2 separate regions of the Homo sapiens genome follow, and region 1 is linked to region 2. Evidence: chromatin contacts called from ENCODE Hi-C or POLR2A ChIA-PET data. All regions are on one chromosome and are shown on one strand. The core of a region is the stretch at or near the end of the contact, and the rest is flanking DNA. Distances in the headings are between cores, read along the strand shown. Region 1 has its middle 66 kb from the start of KPNA3. Region 2 holds the start of RNASEH2B-AS1 (RNASEH2B antisense RNA 1).

Region 1 (2,700 bases), core at 123-2,622, 1.1 Mb after region 2:
GTATTTTTAGAGAGACAGGGTTTCACCATGTTGGCCAGGCTGGTCTTAAACTCCTGACCTTGTGATCTGCCCACCTGTGCCTCCCAAAGTGCTCGGATTAGAGGCATGGGCCACCGCGCCCCGACATTTTAGATTAATTTTTTCGTAGGGTCTGAGGTCAAACTCCTGGCTTCAAGCAATCAATCCTCTTGCTTCAGCCTCCTGACTCACTGGGATGGCATGGGCCACTGTGCCTGGCTCCCAGCCTCCTCTTTAATCAAGGAGCTTTGGCTCTGTGAATTGACTTAGATCTCAACACAAGAGGCCATGACTGTCCACTGCAGTGACTCATCAGGTTTTTAGCTACCAGACCTAGAATTTTTCCCTCTGTTACAGATCAAGCAATACAATGGTAGATTGCCCATCTATTTCATTCCTAAGAACACCATAACTTAACCACCATCAAATATGTCTGCAGGCCAAAGCATTCTGATTGCCCTTTACAGTGGATGCATTTACTTTGTCCTTGGAGATTCAGTGCCACCCCTACCTATGCCACTCTGAGATCCCATCATCCCATCATTGAAATTGGGGAGACCATGTCAATGGCATATTTTCCACCTACCCTATAGAAGAGAGCAACCACAGAGCTCTCCTTTGAAAGAGGTTGCAGGTGCTCCATTTATTAATGCATTTCTCAATGCTTTAGTGAGGGAGATGTCTTCTGGGTTTTCTCATGGGACATTGTTTGGAGGTAGGACTGAACAATGACATGATGAGAACAGTAAGGTAATGTTTTATACCATATTCTGGGCTCTGTTCATGATTACTTTTTTCTGATAATAAGGACTGTTTCAATATTTTAGACATTTTAGAACATGACAGAAGATTACAGAAAGATATTAGGGTATTTTATGATTTGAAGTCTCACAAGGGACAGAAACCAGGGAAGTCTCCAGGTTCCTCAGCTGCATTTATTTGTGTATCTTCTTTTGAGGATTCTGCCATTATTATGACAGATTTTCCGTTCTTAGTTTTGGGTCTCTCCCTTCCAATTCTGGCAGGAGAAAAGCCCAATTTCTTTTTCTCTTATTTTATCAACATTCTTGGAGCCTTTACTGATAAAGGCAAAATTCAGTACAAAGCATACTTTTAACTGGCCTATTTAACAAGTATTTTAAAGAGCAAAAATCTTTCCTATCAACTTCCACAAAGGTGTCCAAAGTCATCCTTTTAAATTGGAAAGAGTTCTTAGGGAATTACGCAATGGTATGTACAAACCTGAACAGGCTGTACTCATGAGGACAAATATGTGATTTATCTAAGCATAGTAAATACTTCAGAGTTTAGTTTTCAGGGTTGGAATGTCTACTGTAAACAGTAGCAATGACTATCTCTATAGCAAAATTTCCAAGCATAAGAAGAAATCAAGTTTTTCAAGAGAACATTTGCTCAGTAATACCTTTGCTCTTTTATTTATAGGGTAAAAGAGGGAAGAAATATGAGAAACATGCTTATAATACTTTTTTCTTCCCATATCCTTTTCCTTACCATAAAAAAAAGTTCTGTGGACTGGAATTAAAGATCAATGATGTATCACTGAAGCCATGAAGTCCTGCAAGTTTACATCATGATGATTCAGTGCTCCTGGATTAGCAAACCTTCCTCTCTGTGCATAAGCATCCCTCAACAATCCCAGGCCCCCGTGTCAGTACTGCTTCTGAACAACTCGCTAGTAAGCCCTTGAAAGAATGCAAACCTCTTTAATGTAGTCAAATGAAACAGATTTGTGCTCTGTCAACTCAGTCTTGACTTTTGCCTCCAGATTGTGGATTACTTGAGATGCCTGAAATATATTGTTTTTAAAACTGAAAGGTAGCTCCATCATTTCAAAAGCAGATAGTAGAGATGTTTACCAAGAAAAACATAGCCAAGGCCGGGCGCGGTGGCTCACGCCTGTAATCCCAGCACTTTGGGGGGCCGAGGTGGGCAGATCACGAGGTCAGGAGATCGAGACCATCCTGGATAACACGGTGAAATCCCATTTCTACTAAAAATACAAAAAACTAGCCGGGCGTGTTGGCGGACGCCTGTAGTCCCAGCTACTCGGGAGGCTGAGGCAGGAGAATGGCGTGAACCCAGGAGGCGGAGCTTGCAGTGAGCCAAGATCGCGCCACTGCACTCCAGCCTGGGTGACAGAGCGAAACTCCGTCTCAAAAAAAAAAAAAAAAAAAAGAAGAAGAAAAACATAGCCAAAACATTACATTCCAGCCCATGGGCAGTGAAGATTAGATTTTCCTGTTATCTTCCACCTGTTTTTGTTGTTGCTGTGGCTTTTTGGCTTGTTTGTTTTCATCCCTGCTGTAATCCCTGATTAACTCTTATTTTTTCAGGTTGTTGTTTCATGTATTTTGGCCACCACTTCCTGCCAAAACTATCTAATATCTGTACATCTCTAGAGGGTTCTAGCAACTATGCTGTCCTTTTTTATAGGAACTGATTCTTTTTTCTTTTTCCCACCCATTGAGCTGATTCTACTTGAACTCAATGAACTTTTGGTCTCTGTGCTTCTTTATTTTAATTAATTGAGCTTTCTATCTAAATTGGCACACTAAATCCTGAACAATCCAGAGCTGCATGTTTGGTCTAGATTGGTTAGCCACACTGCAGGTCATAGAGTTAGCGTGGAAAAAATATTCCAATTTCCAGACCCTTGTGAAA
Region 2 (3,032 bases), core at 279-2,778:
CCTTGTTGTACCCTCAGAGCCTGCAGGTGGCGCTAAAGGCCAGAAGGAAGAATTGCAGGAGCTGGTAGCTCAAGTTTTTAACTGTTAAGAGTTCCTGCCCCCCTGACCACACAGCTCTTTCTAGCAGTTCCAACAGCTGCTCAGCCTCCCCCAATGCCTTAAAAGGTCACAGTAGATCTCAGCTCTGAACAGAAACTCAACTGAAACTCTTCCCACAACCCAGCAGTAGATATATTAAAACCTACAATTTTCAGGGATACAATCAATATTTAATTCTTTTGAGGGTTTTGTGTTTAATACAAGGACACAAACACACGTATAAAATGACGATGTCAATACTGATTAAACAGAACAACAAAATAAGAAGCTCAAATTATCATCAGCTATTGTGTATATCTGAAATAACAATAATGCACTTGATTCTGAAAGAATGATTAGAGTTCCTACTCTGAAAATCTAATTGTCTTGATGTGACGAAGTGAGAAGAAAGGATGATTTTTCTAATGAAAAGCATGTATACGGGTAGCCCTTTGCGAGATTCTGTCAAAACCCTGAATTTTGCATTAGCTGTTTTACCACCCAAACGTTTTTACCGAGGATGTGCAGCAATGGGAACTCTCATACACTGCTTGTGGGAATATAAATCAGTATAACCACTTTGGAAAACCATTTAACATTGTCAACTACAGCTCTACACACAAGTACTAGAACCAGCCATTCCACTCCAGGGTATACACCCTAGAGATATGAGTGCCCATGTCTACCAAAAGCCGCCTAAAGGAATGCTCTGAGAAGTGTAACTTGTAATAGTTGCAAACTGGAAACAACCCAAATGTCCATCCACAGTAGAGATACATAGTATGGATACTCATACAATTAAACAGAAGCAGCAATGAAAAAACTAACCAACCAACCAAACAACTGCTACAACATGAATGAATTTCACAACAAGGATGAATCTTTCAGAGTGAAAGAAGCCAGACACAAAGGGTACACTCTTATTCAAACAGGCAAAACTAATCTCTGGTGACAGAGGTCAGCATAGAGGTTCCTGGGGCTATCTAGGAACAGGCATGAGGCGTTATTGGAAACAGTCTACATCTTGAACTGGGGGATGGTTACTAGGGTGGTGTATACGTATGAAAAGTTCAGTGAGTTGCATACTTAAAATCCGTACACTTTATGTATGTTTTATTTTTAGAGGCAAAAAATATTATTGACAGCCTGTCATGTAAACATTTTCAATAACCATCATAAAACTCTAAATTCCTGGGAAAGAATATTGTTATCAGAGTATATTTACTGCCACAAACACTGCATTTGCTGAGCTAAAGTCAAAACTTAATACAGGGAACAGGAGATGTTCCTTTTTTCCAATGTTACATATATAAAAAGACCAAACCTTTCTGGCTTGCACTCCCTAGGCCAAATTCCTTTAACTGTGTCATTTAATCGGTCCTTCCTTGTGTGGCACTGGCTGTCCACTGTCCCAAGCCCTCGCATGTCCTGGATGGCCGGTCATCATCCACACGGGGGCTGAAAGGCCCGGCTCCAGCACTCCTGTGGTCATCATCCTGCTGAATCGCTTTGAACTACCCTTGGCCTAACCGCGACTCCCATCCCGCTTCCCTCCTGCCTCGCCACTGCAGGCCTGTCCCTTTGCTTTCTTAAAACTGCGCACCGTCTGAGGCCACTTCGAGCCTACTGGATCCCTGGTTCCAACCCAGTAGGATCACAGAAGCAGGGCCAGCTGCCAGGTAGGGGACACCAAGGGCAGAAACCTCCGGGGCCCGCAGCGCACCGGTGACCGCGAACCCGCGTGGCTCCCCTCAGGCTGAGTCGGCTTCCACCCTCCCACCCGAGCCACCGGGGATCAGGGCCCGGGAAACACGCTCGGTCCTTTTCGGCGCTTCCGGGTTTGAAAACCGCGGCTTGCTATGACGTGTGACCAAAATGCGGGGCCAGCTGTCCCAGAGAGAATCCCATCCCGCGCCGGGCCGGGTAGTGGGAGCCACCGGGGTGGGGGGCGGCGCGCCCGGGGTCGCGGGCCGCTCCGCCAGTTCTTGGGCCGACCCCGCCGCCCGGGCGCGCGTGTTTACCTGAAACCAGGAACACGTGCTGCCGGGCGCCAACCCCGTCCCCGCAGTCCACGCCAGCGGCCATGCCGCCCGCCTCTTCCGGGGCGCCGCAGGCTCAGCGCCGCGGGCCTCAGTCTCCCAGCCCCGCCGAAAATGGCGGGAGAAGGGTCTGTTCCGGGTGGCGCGGCGCGCTGAGGGACCGGCAGCGCCCGGGAGGAGGCCCAGGGACCGAATTTCGTTTCGTTTCCGAGACCAGCCTGCTGCTCGTGTTACGTTTTTAAATTTAGCGCCAGGCGAGGGGCTCTGAATGCCGGCCGGTGGCCGCAGGCAACGGGAAGGGGCCGCGGCCTCTCCCTCGCGGCTCCGCTAGTGGTAGGTGCTCATCGCGCGCCGCAGGGCGCCGAGTGACGCGGAGCGGGGCGGGGTCGCCGGGGCCCCGCGCTCTGTGGCTGCACCCAGCGGCCCTCCATGGTCTAGCCAGCGGGCTAGGATTGGGTCTGCGGGGTGTGTGCCCGGACAACGGGTGACGCCCGCCACACCCCCGGGGCCGGGGGACTCACCTGGAGCTAGTCCGTGTTAAGGACAATAGCAGTCACATCGGAATCCGAATGCAACTCTTAGCCATGGTCCTCAATTATTTGTGAATATATATTGGTCATCAGTTGCATTCTGTGTTGCTATTGATGTGAGAATATGTGTGCATTGTGAGCTACAAGGGATGTCCTCAATTTGGACTCCGTCCTCATCACTAAAAGAGGTGCACAGTTTTGGGCTCAGAATATGAATTTGTTGTTTTGGAGAACGCTGTATACTGAGTTAAAAACTTAGACATTTATTTAAAAAGTGATGTTTAAAAAGTTAGAGCCATGAAATTTGGGGATTTAAACTTTTAAAAATAACATTTTAATTGAAAAGTGTTGTTTGGTACATGGTTTTTAAGAAGAAAGTACATAT

Evidence for each region. A loop is a pair of places that touch in the nucleus more often than their neighbours do. ChIA-PET counts read pairs that join two places held with the same protein, here RNA polymerase II (POLR2A). Pooled maps may share reads with other maps.
Region 1: a loop to region 2 is called in a map of PC-9, with 6 times the contacts of the local background. The contact joins the enhancer-like site here to the promoter of RNASEH2B-AS1 in region 2. A Hi-C loop is called at or near these places in 6 of 168 maps with a recorded cell type or tissue (B cell, CD8-positive, alpha-beta T cell, IMR-90 and 2 more), 1 of 37 single-sample maps with no recorded cell type and 12 of 50 pooled maps. POLR2A ChIA-PET finds 5 or more read pairs at or near these places in 2 of 52 experiments (Caco-2 and HEK293T).

What each region holds. Positions count from the first base shown.
Region 1 is chr13:49,857,308-49,860,007 of GRCh38, reverse strand. No RefSeq gene overlaps it. Among named protein-coding and RNA genes, the nearest start is that of KPNA3, 66 kb to the right of the region's middle. Within about 2 kb of position 1,372, at least 10 of the 41 ENCODE cell types and tissues checked have a DNase peak (open chromatin) inside an H3K27ac peak, as active enhancers do; they include IMR-90 and PC-9, where a contact is called at or near this core.
Region 2 is chr13:50,909,208-50,912,239 of GRCh38, reverse strand. It overlaps RNASEH2B-AS1 (RNASEH2B antisense RNA 1), which reads left to right and starts at 1,528. Exons shown (of 3, transcript NR_046552.1): 1 at 1,528-1,757. RNASEH2B (ribonuclease H2 subunit B) reads right to left here and starts at 2,449. Exons shown (of 11, transcript NM_024570.4): 1 at 2,100-2,449. The coding sequence starts at 2,163. RefSeq lists silencers at 1,695-1,744, 1,955-2,194, 2,205-2,634.